Linked DNA regions of Mus musculus: region 2 is linked to region 1. A link is a loop called in an ENCODE intact Hi-C map of the cell type or tissue named here. Cell type or tissue: heart. All regions are shown on one strand. Links, peaks and the distances in the headings refer to the core of each region. The heading gives the core; the rest is flanking DNA.

Region 1 (9,560 bases), core at 977-8,976:
CAGCACAGGATGTGTGTTGAGCCTTGGAGGGATACAAGCTATTTAGATTTTAATGTTTTCTAGGGGTGTGTGTGCTTGCGCCTGTGTGTGTACAGATATCTGCATGATGTAGATACATATGTAGATTCATATGTATCCTTTTATTATAAGCATTCAAAACTAAAGTTTTTGCTGTATTTAAAATCTTCATTAAAAATGAAAATACCATTATTGTTATAATTTTTGAGACTTTGGGGTATTTACCGTAATGGTGTGAGAGGGAAAGAGAGTAGGATTTCCTGGGGAAGGTTGTTTGTTGGCCCTTAACAGTGTATGCACCTAGTTTCCTAAGGCACGGTTTTTTGTGTTTTGCTTTGCTTTGCTTAAGACTCCAGATGTAGCCCATCCAAAAGAAGCACCCCCGGCATCGACTGTGAGCGGTATTCGGCCTGCGAGAGTTGTGTCTTCAACTTCTGAAGAAGAAGAAGCCTTTACTGAGAAATTTCTTAAAATTAATTGCAAATATATCACCATTGGCAAGGTAATCAATGACATCTTAGAGTGGACTTTTGTCACGCTTCAGTTCACTGAGCTATGAAAGCTTTAAGTCAATAATGTCAGCCACTCCTGACTATTTTACCACAGTTTCGGTAACTGGATGTTTGAGTTAGAATGGACCTTGCCCATAATGTAGAGTCTGGTGATCTATGGCAGTTATTAAAGGTAATGGGATATAAATAAACTCACTACCATAAAGTACATATAATGATTTTTGCTAGGATATTAAACACATCTTTAAAACAGGAATATTGATTATAGCAAAAGTGCTAGTTTTAGAAAACATGACATAACATACAAATTAAGAGATGACTCATCTCTAGTGAATATATACTATATGAGATAATTCATCTCTAGTGAATATATACTATATGAGATAATTCATCTCTGGTGAATATATAATATATGAGATAATTCACCTGTAGTGAATATATATTATATCGTAGGAAGTATTTGAGGTGTGTTAATTCTTTGAATTATTTTAATATATTTCTGAAAATTTAGGGATATTTTATGTTTTGTTTTGTTTTGTTTTGTTTTGTTTTGTTTGAGACAGGGTTTCTATGCATAGCTCTGACTGTTCTAAAACTAGCTCTAGACCAGGCTGGCCTCAAATTCATAGATCCACCTGCCTCTGCATCCTGAGTACTGTATGCACCACCAGCAGCCAGCTGTAGGTACGTTTCTGTTAACTAATTTCTGGTGAGATCTCATGTGGTCAGAGAATATCTTTACCTCCATTTGAAGGCTTCATTTAATATAGTGTGACTTATTTCCTGACTTAGAGTCTCTTGATAAACCTTGCATGTATGCTTAAAAAAACGTATATTTTGCTTCTGCTGAGTGGAAGACGATAATGGTTCCCCCCCCCCTATTATATGTGGGAATGCTTAGCATTCCTATATTATCTGCCTGACTTGACTGATTGTGAGAAACTGACATTAATCTTGGGGATCCTTGTCCTGAGGTCCGCCCTGGTGGACAGTGGCAGATGCTGCTAGCGACCTTTCCACTTCCCTTGAGAAGTGTTAACGTGTCTCCTTCTCTGTATTATAAAGTGTATTTCTTATGGGTAGTGTATGATTTTAAACTTTTAGTCAAATGAGCTAAAAATGGTAAATTCTTGGGATTTTCATAACTTTGACCTTGAGGAAAGAAGTTTGAAGGATTCCCCTCTTAGCCCCTAGGTAGTTAAAGAGACTGACTAATCCAGTGGGTAAGGTGTCGCCTGGTTTAGTCCAGAAAATAGAAGCAGCTCTGAGGTCTTTTTGTAGTGTTAAAGTGTGTGCAGAGCTGGAAGCATTTGTATTACACTGGACCATTTGTTCATTTGTTCCTACTTAGAATTATCTCCTGAAAGTACTCTAAAATGTAACCCATGGCATGCTGATAATGTGAGCCAAATCTGCTACAGGCTGGGCGTGTAGCTCAGTGATAGAGTACTTGCCCTGAATGCATGATGTTCTAGGATCTTTCCTCAATATCTCCAAAAATAAACACAAAATCCAGGAAAGAAAATAATCAGTTAAAATTCGTATACAATTAAAACTTACAAAATCTCTTTCAGAGTATTTGAAATATATTGTTTAATTTTAGCCAGTTGCTTGCTTTCATTTTTCAAAGTGTTTAGTTTACAGAAATTGAAGCAGCAGAAGAATCAAAAGGTTAGAGCCCTTTTAAGATTTTGGTACAGTGCATGCACTGTGGCCTTATAGTATTGGGTTATCCCCAGCAATGTCAATGTCCTGTGTAACACTTTATTGGCTCTCATTAGTTTGCGTTGGCATGTGCTTCAGTGGTACAAATTGTTGTAAACACTGCTCAAAGGCCAAATAAGCTAAAGTTTATGTAAAGTTATCACTTCTTAAGGAGATTCATTGTCTGAACTAAAAGGAGTGGCAGCTAGGGGCCTTTGGGATGGCCCTGTGGGTAAAGACCCTTGGAAGCAGAAAACTAACTCTGCAAGCTGTCCTACGGCCACCTCGCACTTGTCCTGGCACATAACATACGCACAGGAGCAATTACCCACACACAGTAAACAGTGCCTTTTAAAGACGTGCTAGGTGAAATCCTTAGATCACTTAACCCACCAACAGGCACCCATATAGACTTCCTTTACTATGACGTAGGTTTACTGTAAGTCTTTCATACCTGTGATATCTGCTGCCGTTGGTGACCTCACTTATTCCGGAGATTTCATCAGGAGAGTCTTTCCAGCTTTCTTAGTCCTGTAAAAGGCGATGTCTGCCATAACTTACACCACGCTTTGTTGACTGTGCCTGCGTGGGAACTTGAAAGAATGGTGTGATAGCAAATCAAGTGTGCGGTCTGACTTGCTTTCTCAATGACACTTCAGGAAAAAGCAAGATGGCTTCAAATTACCATTGGATTTTCAGAAATTTGTCAGGCTTTTTATAGACTATCTTGAAACAAAAGTTTAAAAGTGAGAGTAAGGGATGCTTCGCCCTTGGTTTGGAGTAAGGATCCTTTGTGATGTGAATAGTAATATGGTGGAGGGACAGACTATCCAGACGGGTGTTTTCTTTTGGACAAATTGCTCACTTATCTCAGTCTTTATTTTCACATCTGAAGAATAGGATATTTCAGAACAGTTTAGAAATAGTACCTATTTCAGAGCTAGGATTATGAGTCAACAGTGTACATGCAGAGTTTGCTACATATGAAAGAATAAATAATAATTCCTACCAATTGTGTCAACTGTTTATAAACCTTCATTGATAAAATGTAGACACTTAAGGTTTATAGCACTATTTATATAAGTTCATTTACAATTCATGGTCTTTAATGGCAAATGAAAAAATAGTTATGGCCTAATACGAATTTTATTTAATATACCAACTTTACAGATGAAGAAATATGCCCTAAAACTTTGTATTCTGAAAGTCCCATAACTGATGAATCGCAAATTCAAGTAAAACTGGTTACTTTTTTCAAACAGTATTTCTATGGAATTCTTCCTTTACCACTGATAATGAGTTATTAGTGCCCATGTAGCTGCATTTGGTACTTGTATGGAGGGAAGAACACAGGAGGTGGGGGCAGATTCCTGTAAAGCTTGGTCTCCTGCAGTGTGTTCTCTTCATAGTCAGGTCAGACTTCATCCCTCACATGATTGTTTTAGGCAGAACATGATATTCTTTGAATTGTGTCTCTGCTGAGGAAAAAAATAGTTTAGTAGAAAAGCATGTTTTCATGAAAGTGCCACAGTGCCTGAAAGCAGATGGCCAGAAGTCAGAAAAGGCACTTAACGAGGTACCTAGAATCTTTATGAAATTAGGAACCTTGGAGATTGAATGGTGCTTTCTGTTTCCTCCTAGGGCACAGTCAGTGGCGTCCTGCTAGTCACACCAAATAACATAATGTTTGATCCACACAAGACAGACCCCTTGGTTCAAGAGAACGGTTGTGAGGAATACGGCATCATGTGTCCGATGGAAGAGGTGATGTCAGCTGCCATGTACAAAGAGATTTTGGATAGCAAAATAAAGGAATCACTGCCCATGTGCGTATGTCACTGTACAGGCTGGTAGTTGGGCTTCACTCTTTTTTTTTCTTTGTTTTGTTGGTTGGTTGGGATTTTTTTTATATATATTTATATAGTTGAACCTTCTCTAATACTCTTATTTTCTTAGTCTTATTATAGCTGCTTTTTATTTTGTCAGTAGTAAAACAAGAATCTAAGCACTATTGGATAGTTGATTTTTAGTGTGCCTGGTATTTAGTTAGTAATTTCACTTATATTTACTTGGTTAAAGAATCAGATATTTGACAAGTAGCCTATAGTACTTTTGTAATTTAGTGCTTATCAATCCTTTGTTATTTAGACACAAAATCAAAAAAATTTAACTTATTCTGTATTATTAACAAATAGAATAACTGTCAAGTTCCATGAACGTACCGAAAGAGTAGCGTGTGTAGTTGTGAGTGTGGCACGGACCAAGGCCCAGTGTGGAAGTAATCAGAGCAGCTTTCCATTCACACTTACTGTAGGACTTCTGGGTAAGAAAGTGTCACATGGGAAGAGGAAGCCTCCAGGTTGCACTAGTGAAGGGTTTAGAGTGTGCTAATGTGGGAACTGCTGTAGTAGAATAGCTTAGATATGAAAGTGCCGGGTTAGGCACAGCCCGGAAAGACAGAGGAAGGGAAGAGGTTAGCGTGTAATAGAGACTCCATCCCACTCACTATGAGGCTGACAGCCATGTAAAAATGGCTTCACCTTCACTGATAACAGATAATTTACAGTCTTATGCCAGTTTAAAAATTAGACCTTGGGGTGAAAAAAGTTACAAAGGAGAAGGAGCTAGGTATTTTTTCAGTATATATATATATATAGTATGTAAGCTGTTACCCCTTCTTGGGAAAGGTCCATTTAGCCTGTAATGACAGTTACTGGTTTGGCGTGGTAAAATGATCTCTAGAAACACAAATAATTCCTAGAAAATAAGTATTCTAAACTACTGGATATATTTTTAAGTTGTCAACAAAAGCCAATTTCAGGAAAGAGAACAAAAAATAAAACATCAAACCACAATTAATTGAGCTTAGAGGTAGAGATGAGACACAGGCTGAAAAACCAGCTCCACGGGGGAAGAGGGACTGCTGCGCGTCAGGGAGAGCTTGTCCTGACCTTGCGTCTCAGTGTTTCAGAGTTAAATCCTGTTCTCTATGGTCTGGGACTGCTCTGCAAGGAAGATGGGGTGTCCCTTGCTTTTCAAGTGACCATTTTATCATTCTGCATATTACTTGGAAGGACAGGGACCTGGATTCAAACACTTTAAACAATGTCACTGGAAGGAAATATCCCTAAGTCTTGGCTTGTATGTTAATTGACATCAGAATTTGACTTCAAACAAGATAAATACATAGAGTGGCTTTGCAAAGTAATAGTTTGTTTGCACAGGTGAGGTAAAAGATGTTAATGGTTTTCCCTCTTTTTTAATGCTTGGAGAATTGATTTCTAAGGTACTGTCTAAACTGTGTTGAACAATGCACCATTAATGTTAACCTTTCAAAACATTACATTTCAGGCTAAAAAACTCACTTAAATCATAGCCTGTTAGTTTTTATCTTTGTTTCTGTTTTTAAACCTGCTAACAGCTAGTCTCTTGAGTGTGGCATCTCCAAAGCACGCTCAGGTCCTTGACCCTGTGGGTGCAGTTTAAGTGAATCACCATTAGATGGCACCATTGCAAACTTAGTATCTCCAGTTAGATTGCCTCTTTTAAAAGATGAATCCAGTACAAAGGCAGAAGGCACTTAAACTAAATCTTTAAAATAAAGATATGCCTTATGGAAAAATATATATATTGTTACAAAATCTTGAAAACCATAAGAAAGTTACATAAGAGACTTAGCCGTAATATCCACAGAAGGTCGCTCACTTACTGCCGTTCTGACTGGCATACTTGTTCTCTAGCCATACGTGCAAGGCATTGGTGCTTTGCCACTGAGACGTCAAGGAACCGTCATTCCAAATTGCTGACTTCTTAAATGATGCTTATTTCCAGAACATATATCTTGGGAACATTAGTATTTACCTAAAACAATGCCAGGAAAGTTGGATATGAGACCTCACCATAAAACGTTCATAATCTAACATCTTAGTTCGTTAACTGGACAGATTCTCTTAGCACTGTTCTGAGCTTATAGAGTTCCTTTAAATGTTTTGCCTCAGCTTGGTTCTCATTATTCATGTTTTTTACTCTCTCTTTGTATATAAATAAGTACTGCATATGTATATGATAAATTGAAATTTTCTATTGTCCCTGTCCTACCAATGAAAATTTTCTTTCAGTATTATAATTTCGTCAGGAATTTAAGTTATCAGACTTTGTGGTAGTTTTCTTACGAGGAGCGCTTACATTGATGTTTCCCAGATGGTAAACAGTTGATGAAAAACCTCGATGTAATGATGTGGTATATATGAAATGCATGGTGTTTGTATATTCTGTTGATAGCGCTACTTTGCTGTTTTTGAAAAGCCTCTTCTGTGATACTATTTTATTATTTGCTTGTAGAAGGTAAATTGATACAGTTTTTAATGTCTAATACTTTTTTATTTTCCTTAATAACAGAGAACTAGATCAGTTGTCAGGAAGGGGGTCCTGCCATTCAAAGAAAGCGACAGGAGTCTCTGCTGAGGACGCAGACCCGAGAGCGCGTGACCAGGGTAACGACAGTGCCAGCACTGCTCCCAGGAGCACCGAGGAGTCTCTCTCGGAAGACGCTTTCACAGAGTCAGAACTCTCTCCTATCCGCGAGGAGCTGCTCTCCTCGGAGCCGAGACAGGAGAAGTCATCTGATGCCTCGTCAGAATCTGTGCAGACTGTCAGTCAGATGGAAGTCCAGTCCTTGACAGCCACGTCAGAGGCTGCTAACGTTCCTGACCGCACTAGCTCTAACCCTGGGGCTCTATCTCATGAAACTGGCTTAAGTGGTCTGGAAACAGCCACTAAAGGAGGAGATAAAGCTACAGAAAGCCTTCAAGAAGTCTCAGGCCCAAAGGAACAAAGCACAGAAGTAAAAGGTCAGGATAACCAGGATTCTTCCCACCAGGAAAGTTCACTGCAGCAAGAGGCAGGTGAAGACAGTGTATCTTCTGGAGAAACAGTAGAACTGAAAGAAAAACCAGCTGTTCTTAAGGATCAACAAGGGCAGGAGCTAAAACGGGACTCAGAGACAGAAGTAGAGGAGCTGCGCAAACTCTGGAAAACTCACTCTATGCAGCAAGCCAAGCAGCAAAGGGACACGATTCAGCAGGTGTCACAGAGAGAAAGTAAACACAGCAGCGCAGCAGCAGACGCACATGGAGAGGGTAAGTGCTAGGGAGATGCAAGGCTGGTTAGTCTGTTTGATTGCATGTTGCTTTCTGCTTTCTCTCTGAGCAGAGACTGCTGACTTAAGGCAGTGTGAAGGAGAAGCAAACCACTCTTGACTGGCTTTATTCCGGGAACATGTCTGCAGTGCCTGGTCTCTGAACTTCTTTTCTGCCATGTTTAAGCACTCCTAATGCAAAGCACTTTCCATAAAGTCTGTCTTATGAACATGTTGTACCCACACTGTATAATACAGTGATTGCTCCATTTTCTTTTCAATTATATCATTACATATTTAATGTCCGAATTTCAATTTATAGTTACCAAAGTTTTAATTCCATAATTTTTGTAAAAAGAACTGTCGACAGTAAAAATCTACTTCTGCAGTTCTTTTACGTACGTAAAAATCCGATGCTCATCTGATTCGATGGCTTCCTTTAAAAACAAATGCTCAGGATAAAAGTTATCACTTCTTGTCTTAGTTCAGGTTTTGTTCATATGAGTATTACCGTAGTATAGTGTGCTTTGCTTAATACATTATGATTAAGTAGCTACGGCTCAAACATTTCCCAATTCTATTGATATATTGCCCACATTGATTCAATTTATATATGAGCGTTTTCTTAATTTCAAGTTTTTATTTTACTAAAATGATAATCTGTCTTTAACCTTTTTCAAAGGCTTCAAAAAAAACTGAACAACATATACAAAGATAATTATTCCAATGTTACTTATATCAAAGAGAGTAAATACCTTAACAATATGAATTGTTAGAAACAAATAAACTATTGGATAAATTAAAGACTAATACAGCCACATTTAAAAAAATTATAATGAGTATGCACTACACAGATGTTAAGTGAAAAGAAGCATGAAATAGCAGTACATATTGTACAATCCTCAGTTTACATTAAAGTCTGTATGCACAGATAGACGCAATGGGAGTCAAAACCAAAAATTCCTTCCAAAGATCTGTAGTAACCTTAATACTAGTTGGTCATCCTCCGTTATCAATTCCAGGTAATTCTGTAAACTGTGCTATAACCTCCTGTATTTGACAATCCTTCCTAATAAATGTTCATTGTGTTCTGAGAAAAGAAAACACAGCATAGAAAAAGACAGTTCTCCTTTTACAGAAATTGCTGTCAGTAAACACATTCTTTAGTTAGTAATGATTATAATCTTAGATTTTCAAACTATCTTAGTTGGGAAATACAAAGAAAATTCAGTATTTTAAAAACTGAACGTTGGACGTGACCGTACATGCTTCAAGCCCATAAGTCTTGCTATGTAAATGAGGTATCTTCTGGCCTCCATCAACAAGGTGGTGGAACTGCTGCCATTCCAGTGTTTGCACTGTGCCAGGTGGAGCCAGCAGCGGAGGTGAGGATGATGGACAGCGGCTGTGGAGAATGAGCAGATCCTCAAAGGGGATCTGGCAAGTCCTCTTCCGGTGTGTGACACCCCCCTCCACAAAAACCAAAAAGAGGGACGCAAGTAGATAGATGCGTGTACAGAATTTGTGTACAGCCGAGTGATTTACAATACTATGCATATGACTGAATTAAAATGTGACACATCATATACGTGGAAATGTTAATTCTTCAGGTTTAAAGAGCAGGAAGTTTCTGTCACATACGTGTGTATATATAATAATGACAATTGATGAAAGAGCCCCATGAGTTTGAAAGAGAGGAAGAAGGGCTATGTGGGAAGGCTTATAGGGAAGAGTTGACTTGGGAAGTGATGTCATTGTATTACAATCTCAATAATTAAGTTTTTAAAAAGGGGAAAGTCTAAGACGGGTAAGTGGTGACAGCCTGTGGCTGAGTGAAAGGTGCACCACAGACATGTGTGTGCTCTGCTTCTGCATGGTGCCGCGTAAAGGAAGACGAGGAGCACACACTGCTGATTATGACTGGGGGGGGGGGAGCGGGGGGGCAGCTCATGGCTTAGTCAAGTGCTGCTTTGCTTTGAGAACAGTGTGAGAGCTGTCAGCATGGATGGTAGGGGTGAGTGGACAACAACACGAGTGTACTGATGCCTACAAATTTTAGATTTCAAACTGGTCCAAATGGCCACTTTATACCCCCCACCCCCCACCCCCACAAAAACCCAAACCAAAAACAAAATAATAAATTTTATCCTATGTATCATTTAAGTAAAATAATATTGCTGATTTCTTAC
Region 2 (9,560 bases), core at 785-8,784, 48 kb after region 1:
GATCCTGAAGAGCCCCATGTCCAGCACCAAGCAGTTTCTCATTGTTTAATCTCATGGAGCATTTGAGAATATTGGAGTAGAGGAATAACATGGACAGAAGCCTCAATAAGAAAAAAATTAAAGAAAGAATAAAAAATGAAAAGAAGTATAGATATCAGCATTTAAAGATAGCTATGAACAAAATACAGTGTGTGTGTGTGTGTGTGTGTGTGTGTGTGTGTGTGTGTGTGTGTGTAATTTGTATATGTGTGTATATATGTTTATATGAAATGCCCAGAATATGGGTAATCTCTCGGACAGCCTTAGGGTTTTGACTTAAGAACTCACATGTGTTGTTATCATCTTGCCAGTGTACCAAGAGGAGAAACTGAGCGTGTAGATAATGACTGTTCACACCCTACTCCCTAGCATGGTATGAGGAAAACATTTAATGTTCTGCTTCAAAATACTAAGGCTTTAAATGAATAAGATAATATTCCTGTGGATGCAGTGCCCCTAGAGATTTTAGACCTGATTTAAAATAGGGTTCTTGAGATAGATCCTTTTACTTTTTCATCATATAATATTGACCAGCATACGAAAAGGCTCTGAGCTTCCCTCTCAAGTTAAAAGAAAAAGAAATTGTACCTAAAGCAGGTGTGACAAAAAATACATATAAAATAGCAGAAGTCAATACAATTTTAAAAGGATGAAAAACATAATCTGAGAATAATCAGTTTTTACTTGTTAGAAAAAATTAACAAAAAACAAAAATAACTAATAAAATGACTACAGGTTTCATTAACAGATGGCAAGAGGATATTTGTGAATATCTTTGTATTAATAAACTTGTTTGTGTGTGAAATAGAGAAATGTTTTGGAAACCATTTAAGGCTGGTAAAAGACGAGATAGGTAGGTAGATAGGTAGGGAGAGAGAGAGAGGGAGAGGGAGAGAGAGAGAGAGAGATACCCACCCTAACAAACAAACTAAAACCATACAAACCATTCCAGGCCCAAGTAGTAATTCTTGGTATTTAAATAAAAACTAACAGTAGGCTTAGGTAGGAAGTTTCTTCTTGAGACCAGAGTGTTCAAACCTTACAAGTTTTGAACTAGTAAGGGAGGTGGTGAGGCAGAACAATCGCTCCATGAACAAGGAAAAGTTATAGAAGTAACTGGCAATTCTCAGGAGACTTCAAATAACCAATAATAGCCATTTCAAAGAGAATGTGAGCTTGGAAACTTAGCGATATCAACTAAAGCCAAGCATGCACTTATCCTTTGACCAGCAAACTTAATTCCTTCCTATGTGCCCAATGGCAGCGAGATGCCACCTATTTATAAGCTCCTAAAAGCTAGTATAGTCTGGTAAGATGTTTGCCCTTCTCTGCACTCACTTCTTGTCATTCCTATAGAACATTGATTTCAGTATTTCTTAATCCCCTTATTCTCAAAACATCTTGATGAACATTTATACCAACATAACCTATTTTGTATGCATATGTATTTTATATCGCTTAAATTTTACCTGCAAGAGTTATTTAGGGAATAGAAATTACACCCAAACAAGTAAGTACAATATAATCTTATCAGATACTGGAATCTCCCCGCTATCTGAGCACAAGGCAGTAGAACAGAAATGAAAACTGCTCTGAAAACTCAAAATAGGTTAGGTCAGCCTATAACTTAAGTAAAACACATTGCACTTAAACCAGCTTTGCACTAAGAAGTGCCCAGGGTACGAAGAATAAAATGGGGACACCGTGCTAAGGGACCACTTCAGCATGGGCTGCATGCTTTGTCTTACAATGACTCAAAATGACTGAGTGGAATGGGTATAACTGAATTCTAGCTCACATAGAGTTATAACTGTACCATGAAAAATGGCTCTGGTAATTTGACGTTATTTCTGTTGATAAATAAGACAGCAACTGGTATTTCAAAGGAAAAGAGAGAAAAAACATGAAGTATTTCTGGGTGTGATATTATTTTACTACACAGTATGGGAAGACAAGGGACCCAAAGCTCAGATGCTCTCCTCTGCAGTTGTGAGCAGAGTGAAGAGGGGCTGAATCAGGGAGGCAGCAACTCGTACCCACTGAGAAGGAGTAAAGAGCCAGTCGAGGGAGGAGTGAAGAATAAGGGAAAGCTTGGGGCTTGGGAGAGCAAGTGCATGCCACTAGGAATTTAGAGCTATTCATGATAAAATACAATCATTTTATATACCTTGTGACTAAAACAGGTCTCTTCATTGCTTTGTTTCCTGAGTTTTCTCATATTTTCTTTTTGGTCAAAATGTTCTCTATGTTTTTAAGTACAAATTTCTCTGTCCTTCAGGGAGAGAATAGTTTTGGATTTGAAGCGAGGAAAAATTATAGGACTAACTAATGGTCTTACAAATTCAATAGTAAGCACCATAAAGTAGAAGAATATAAGAAAAAAATTCTACAAAGCATTAACCACTCATTGTGTTACTAGAGAGCTATGGCGACCACTGCGAGCTGCCTGCTAAGACATGCCTGATACATAGTGTTCCCTCTGAGAAGGGGTATACTGACCTTACAGTCCTCACTCAGAATTCTAGCTTACATGGCATTACTCCTGTACCGGGAGAAGTATTGGTATCAATCCGGAAAGGAACTGACATTTGAAAGTTAAAGCCCAAGAACAAGCTGAGAGTGGACGTGCTCTCACTTTGCCACACAATATGGAAAAGGTTTTCAGTGTATTCTTAAATTCACACAAGCTGAACTTTGAATAATCTTATGCCAGAGCCTGCACAATCTTTGTGTGCAGAGATGAGGAGGCAGGAACTGGTGGAGCATTAGTTGAAACGCGGCTACTGGGACTATCCCAAGTTCAAGTCTGAATTTGTTTTATTTCAAACACACACAGAGTATTTTGGGAATCTAATCTAAAAATAATACAAAAACTGTCACAGCTTCCACTCTGCTGGTTTCCTTCAATTCTGACATGCTTCTCTCTGTGACAACACATGTGCATGTGTATACATAAGAAATCCCATAAAGAATATGAGTAAGGACTAGTGACTCAGACTAGTATGGCAACAAAATCGTGTATGTCTCCTTAAATATGTTAGAATTTTCAGTTTGAAGCAATCATTATTGATAATTTCTATTATTTAATTTGTATTGTTTCTGACATGTAACAATTATGGGTTCCCATTATTTTGAGATATAATAATTTGACTTTTGTATTTATTGTTATAATACTTTTATTGTTATAATACAAAGTATTGTGTATTATACAAAGTATTATAACCATTTTAATTTTAGCTTTTTCAAATACAGTAAGAAATTGTAGTCTCTTGGGAGGCAGAGGCAGGCAGATTTCTGAGTTCGAGGCCAGCCTGGTCTACAGAGTGAGTTCTAGGACAGCCAGGACTATACAGAGAAACCCTGTCTCGAAAAAAAAAAAGAAAAGAAAAAGAAAAAAAAAGAAAAGAAATTGTAGTCTCATATTCATTTGGCTTTAGAATTATAATACACATTAAGGAAAAAATTAGTCACAGGCAGGTCAGTATTAGCTTCCTTGTATTAAATTAGCTTTTTCTTTATCTCAGAAGAACTGATACGCTGTTTGTTTGTTTTAGTTACTTTTTTTTGTTTTATGACATTTTCTTTATTAGAACAGGAAAGAAATATGTCCCAGGTTTTAAATTAAATGATTCTATGAGCTTTTGCTCCATTGAATATTCGTTTCACAGAGTTTCTGTATTTCTTGTTCATTTATTAGCATAATGTAAACAGTATTACCCAGTAAGACTTTCAGCAAAAATCAAACCTGCTCATGAACTCCACAAAGACAAGTCTGACCCTCCCACCAGTGTCCCACTGTCCTAGTGTGTACCGTCTTTGTGGGTCATGAGGCCACTGATAGCATTTGTTTTTGCAGGACTTGTTCACATCTGAATGAGGAAAGCTGATTAAAGGAACCTGGCTGTAATCAAACCACACAGAGGAGCTTCAACATCTTGAATTCTAACTTTGTTTACCCACCAAAGGTGCTGTGATTTTTTTTTTTTTCAAAAGAGTGGAGAATATTCTCAGAAATAGAGTACTTCCTGGGCAGGCATGAGCCCTACCACTTTAACAAAGTGGAAATGATTGCATGTAAGCCTGCTGTCCCAGCACTACAGAGGATGAGCTGACATAACGGTTTGAAGTCATCCTTCGTTAAATAGAGTTGGAGGCCATTCTGAGCTGGTGAGGATTTTTTTAGGCCAAACTTCCAATTTTATTCAGCTTAATGGAATTTTTTCCCCTAAAATATTACATTGCGATGTTGTCCTACTTTATCTAAGGTCAGTTTTCTTACCTGTAATGTGTACTTTTCAATTTATAATAATTTTATCAATGAAGGCCAGAAATTTTTGCTTAAAAAGGTAAGTGGAATTCCAAATATCAATATACTATGTTTGATAGTCTTAATACATTCTTCCAAAAAGTCGAGTGTCTTCGTCAAAATCTTCACATAGTAACCTCATAGAAACAGTACCAAAAGCCATTTATATAAAATCATTTAATATTGATAACATTGCAGAGCAGCTTGCCTTGGAGCTTGTAACACATTACTATTTATCAGCGGTGAGTGGATTTGTTGCGGGCTTACTCAAGGAGAGTAATCACAACATGGTCGTCTCGGCCTTGCCATAGCATCTCTCCTTCAAAGTGCACCAGTCCGTGTTTCCTGGCACGCATGAGGATGCCCACGACTTTATCAGAAATTCGAACATAGCGATCAAAGAGTTCTCCGAAAGTAACCTGGATCTTGCCATCTCGTCTGTGGCGAGCCATTGTGCGGATAACAAAGCACAGTTCCATAATTTCCCGATAGATGTGCTCTTCCGCTCGCTTGGCCCTTTCAGCTGTCTTGCTTCCCTCTTTGGGGCGGCCATAGCCCTCGTCTCCCTTGTGGAGCCGAGTGGACATGGCTAGATCATAGTCAAATTCGTCACTGAAGGGATTGAGCTTCTGGGACTGGACGTGTTCATCGGCCCACTGCTGCCACCTCCCTTTCAAGTTGTCCACTTGGCTGTATTTCCGATGGGCCTTACAGTTGAGTGTCTCAGAGTACCTGTTTGCCCTAGCGGAGAGAAGTGGAGAAGCAAAGTGAATACATGAAGCAAGTGCCGGACCCCGTGTACTTCCCATGTGTAGTCTCTGTCGTGGTATATGTCACAACTTTCTTTATCAATAACAATGATGGATTAGCCACTAGTGATATTAAACTCAAGCTTTAAAAAACAAAACACAAAACCTTCCTTACATAGAGTGTGAGGCCATCTACTAAAACGTTGCATGTCAAACATTCTTGAACTAGAATCAGTTCTTAGAGGGTTTCTGATAAGAGCTATTTCCCAAACATGCATTTGGTACTGCTATACAGATTGGAGTAGTTCTACATAGAATTCCATATTTATTTAGGTTTTGTCTGTTTGTTTTTATGAAAGCCTGTTTACACTAGGGTCAATGATGAACACACATTTTTTAAAGTAATGGGTTGCACAGGTAGAAGACCAAAAACATTTATTGAACACTATTTGGCTGGCATTTTTCTAAATACTTATTATTCTCCGCAATCTTTAAAAATGGATATTTCAGCTGTGTAGATGAAGAAACTGAAGCCAGGAAGACACAGGAGCACCCTAAAGACACAGAACTGTAAGCAGTAGGCTAAGACTGGACTTTGAAGCCAAGTTAAGCCGTCAGGATGTAACTTAAAAAAAAAATACTGCTTCCTCTAAAACAGAGGGAGGAGTCCATCTTCACAAAGCACCCAACTTTATCTCCAGAGCGTTAAGTAGCCTCACATCTGGAAGCTTTGGACTTGAAGGTGTAACGAGCCATTCCAGCACTGTCCCCATGGGTGGCATGGCAGGGCCCTATGAGCACTCATAAGTCACTGTTCTAAGCCCGAGAGTGGGCCAGGCTTATCTGTCAAGGTACAAACTTCTAAATTCTCCATGACAAATGGGCTCAGGAGACAAAGGGCTCAGTGAATCACACAGCAACTGCTTACTTAACTGCTTCTAAAGCATTTCAGTCTCTGTCCCTGGGGTCATGAGCTCTGTCCTATCAGAATAGCCTGAGTTTGTGGACTTCTTATGTCATCACAGTGCCAGGGCGCAAGTGTTTGCTGTAAGGAAGACACACACAAGCAGCCCACACACACAAATAGCCCATCAAACACAGACACCAAACCTATATACGGTTTAGATGCACCCTCGAAAGTTATTTTCAAGGAAATAACATCCACCAGATGGCGAAATTTCATTAATTCCCATGTTCAGAAAATCCTCTTAAGTCCTCTCGCTGTTAGGCTAGAATGGGAAGGGAATGAGGGTTTTTGTTTGTTTGGTTGGTTTTCTTTTTCTTTTCTTTTCTTTTTTTTTTTTCCTAGCCAGAGGGAGATAAACATGCAGCAAGGTTAACTGGGGAGATCCCCATACAGTACAAGTTTATCTCAATTTCTTAAGCTTGAGCAGTCTCTAGAAAATGTCCTTCACCTGAATGGCAGCTTCAGTGGGTCAAGAGGTCTTAAGAAGGAATTTCCCAGTACATGTTTGGGATGTACCGGTATGAAGGGAGATGGTTGTGACCCCCACAGTCAGTGCCCAGTTGTCTTTGTGGCTAAAGAACCCCAGCTCCTCATTCCACTATGCTCAGAAATGCTGGTTATTGGCACTGCCCAGGGACTGTCACTAATTTAACTAATCAATGTGTGTGTGTGTGTGTGTGTGTGTGTGTGTGTGTAAGGGGGGGGTGTCACATGTCAAGACTACTATCTAAATTGCAGCACCATCATTGCTGAACAATTATGACCTTTATTCTCCTTTCTAACAAGCTTGAGACCCAGGCCTCTGATTCTTTTTACAAATTGGTAACTATTCCCAAGTCCAAGGAAAGCATTCTTTTCATTGGAATGGGGGGAAGGGAGTGGGAGTAAGTATCAAGCTAGGTTGGAGAGATAGTTAAGAGTTCTTGCAATGCCAACATGAGGACCTGAGGTTGAATCCCCAGACCCCACATAAAAATAAAAATAAAAATATGGCCAACGTTTATAGAAGCCCAGCACTGAAAAGCAGACAGACATCCTGGTCAGCCAGGTGAGGCAAAATGGCAAACCTCAGGTTTAGTGAGATACTTGTCTTGTATATGAGAGGTGAATGACAGAATGTACACGTGCATGCACAAATGCATACACACACTCATGTGCACACACACAGAAAAGTAAAAGGCCATGTTTTTTTGTTTTTTATTTTTTTCTCTTTGTTTTAAAGCCCCTTAAGCCCTGCACTTTAGAGGTTACCAAGATCAATAAAACTGACATCTTGCTTTATGCTAAGGGAATTCGAGTAGCATGGGGATTATAAAACAAGCTCTAGTTCCGGAAACCTTTCCAGCTGCCTCGGTGTTCATGTGACTTTCGTGTGTCTTAGTGTCTCAGTGTCTCATTTTCTAAGCTTATATGCATTTCTACTACACCAAGAAGGTGGTCCATGTACAAGTCTAATTCAGGAAGCCTGAGAAGAGTGCTGACAGCAATTCCCACTTGTAGGTAAATCAGTGATGGCATGGACCAGAAGAGCCACAGCCGAAGTTAGTTAGCACTGTTCTTTCAGGTCAGGGATGTGCTACCCAAAAGAACCCACTCTAACTGGCAATTTATCGTCTGCCCTCTATACTTTTAGTATTAGTTGGAACTCCTTGTGATTGAGGCATAAGGAGTAGAAGGATGTATTCACTTACTGGGAGAGCAAGGGGCGTTTGATCCTGGCAGGAGCCACAGGCGCTGCATCTTGCTCAGGCCTCTCCTCCATATCCCCTCCGTAGCCACTGTCCTCTGTGTCTACGCTGTCACTCTTCCACGTGGGCTCTTCCTGTTCCATCACTTTCCAGCCTTTGGTCAGCTCAGACACCAGGTTGGTGCATTTTCTTCTCCGTGTTGGCGAGTCGTGACTAAGAAGGATTCTGTCAATGTCATTCTCTGGCTGAATAGCTTCAGACACGCCGCCATCATTCTCATACCTGTGGCTCAGGTAGTTCACATCTCCTCCCCTCTCATAAGCCTTGCTGACAACCGTTCTGGTCACCTCTTTCCTTTTAATGTGGGAGACCTCGGTGGCTTCTTCTGAGTGTTGTCCCTCTCCGTCTCGATCTGGCTTTGGAGACAGAGTTTTGGGGGCATGCTGGTAAGGACCGGCTTCTTTAGGAGCGTTAGGTAGGTCATGAGTTGCTCCCGGCAGCCAGCCTGCAGGCTCCTGGGCCTGTTTGGTACTGTTCTCATTCGCCCACTGCTGCCAACCTCGGGCCAAATTGATAACCAGGGTTGCTGTGCGGACCTTCCGGAGGGCACTCTTGGCCGGCCCCGCCTCCCTTTCCCTTTCTCCTGGAGCCATGCTACCTGTTTCTTCTCTGCTGACAGCCTGGGCACCAGCTAAAGGGGAATGTGGTTGAGAGAGATGCCTGGGATTTAAATAGAAGCAGGGTGTGAGTGGGAAGGAGAGCCTGTGACGGTGGAAACTATGCAAAGTATTTCTTGCCAAGATGTGGTGCCATGGCCCTGACGGTGTTCTGTTTTTAAACCCTGACAAGTCCCATTTCATCACAGCAGAGGGACATTTCTGGTGGCAAAGGACACGGATATGTTCCCTCCTCTCTCCTCCAAGTGCCAGAGTGGAAAGCACTAGATTGAATCATGTGCTCAGCTTTATGTTTTCCTTGACCTTAAAATATGATCCAACCATTTAGAGGAGTGTACAGTTAGTGCTCAGATTGTCCTAGACTGTTCAGGGCTTGTTGTCTCAGTTAAATCTCGGTAGCCCTCAATACAGCTGTTATTTGGTCTCCTTTAATAGCAGAGTGAAAAGGTATCTTACTCCCTGCAGATAATAATATATGAGATTAAAATCATGAGAGGTTCGAAGCTGGAGCTTCCTTTTAATCTATAACAATTAGAAACAAATTATAGAAGACTGTCTGCTCAGATCTTCATTTTCCAGATGGAAGTATTGACACCCAGAGGAAAATGAGGTCTAAATGTTGAAAGGCTTACTATTGTTGACATCCTATTAATATACATTAGCATGATATATATATTAATATTAAGACAGTAAACTCTTCTAATGACATAAAATTAAATTTTACTTTTATGTATTTTAGAAATTATGACTAAAATAATCTCTTAAAATATCAAAATGGTTAAATCCATATAATGACAAAATAATGGCTGTTATCTGAAGCATGCACTATTGAATTTTATTTTATTTTATTTTATTTTATTTTATTTTATTTTATTTTAGACAAAGTCTCCTTATGTACCCCTACCTGGCCTGGAACTTGCTATGTAGAACAAGTTTTCTTCAACTTCCCAGAGATCCACCTGCTTCTGCCCACTGTGTGCTAGACTTAAAGGCATGCACCACCAATCTGGCTCCCACCTTGTCTGGATTTTAACAATTAACTATTAGTTTAGTTCAGTTTTATCTTTTATCGTTGAGGTTGTAACATAATCACTCATTTTCTTCTCTCCCTACAAACCTCCCATATCTCTACAT

What was found. Peaks named below come from ENCODE experiments on the same cell type or tissue, not always from the same donor. Only the 100,000 strongest peaks of a DNase experiment are listed, where the experiment ranks them.
Region 2: it touches region 1 in a loop (2.4-fold over the local background); 5 of 42 quality-filtered maps call a loop at or near these places.

What each region holds. Positions count from the first base shown.
Region 1 is chr15:41,813,207-41,822,766 of GRCm38, forward strand. It overlaps Oxr1 (oxidation resistance 1), which reads left to right. Exons shown (of 17, transcript NM_001130166.1): 7 at 368-520; 8 at 3,876-4,060; 9 at 6,633-7,372. Among named protein-coding and RNA genes, the nearest start is that of Abra, 52 kb to the right of the region's middle. In heart, for the core only: a CTCF peak has its summit at 5,726 (motif pointing right); no DNase peak of the experiment used is centred there; H3K4me3 peaks cover 993 bases; H3K27ac peaks cover 939 bases.
Region 2 is chr15:41,861,267-41,870,826 of GRCm38, forward strand. Abra (actin-binding Rho activating protein) reads right to left here and starts at 8,454. Exons shown (of 2, transcript NM_175456.4): 1 at 7,753-8,454; 2 at 4,027-5,086. The coding sequence starts at 8,402. The coding sequence ends at 4,609. In heart, for the core only: CTCF peaks have their summits at 5,072 and 6,239 (motif pointing right); DNase peaks (open chromatin) are centred at 5,005 and 8,445; H3K4me3 peaks cover 3,341 bases; H3K27ac peaks cover 3,371 bases.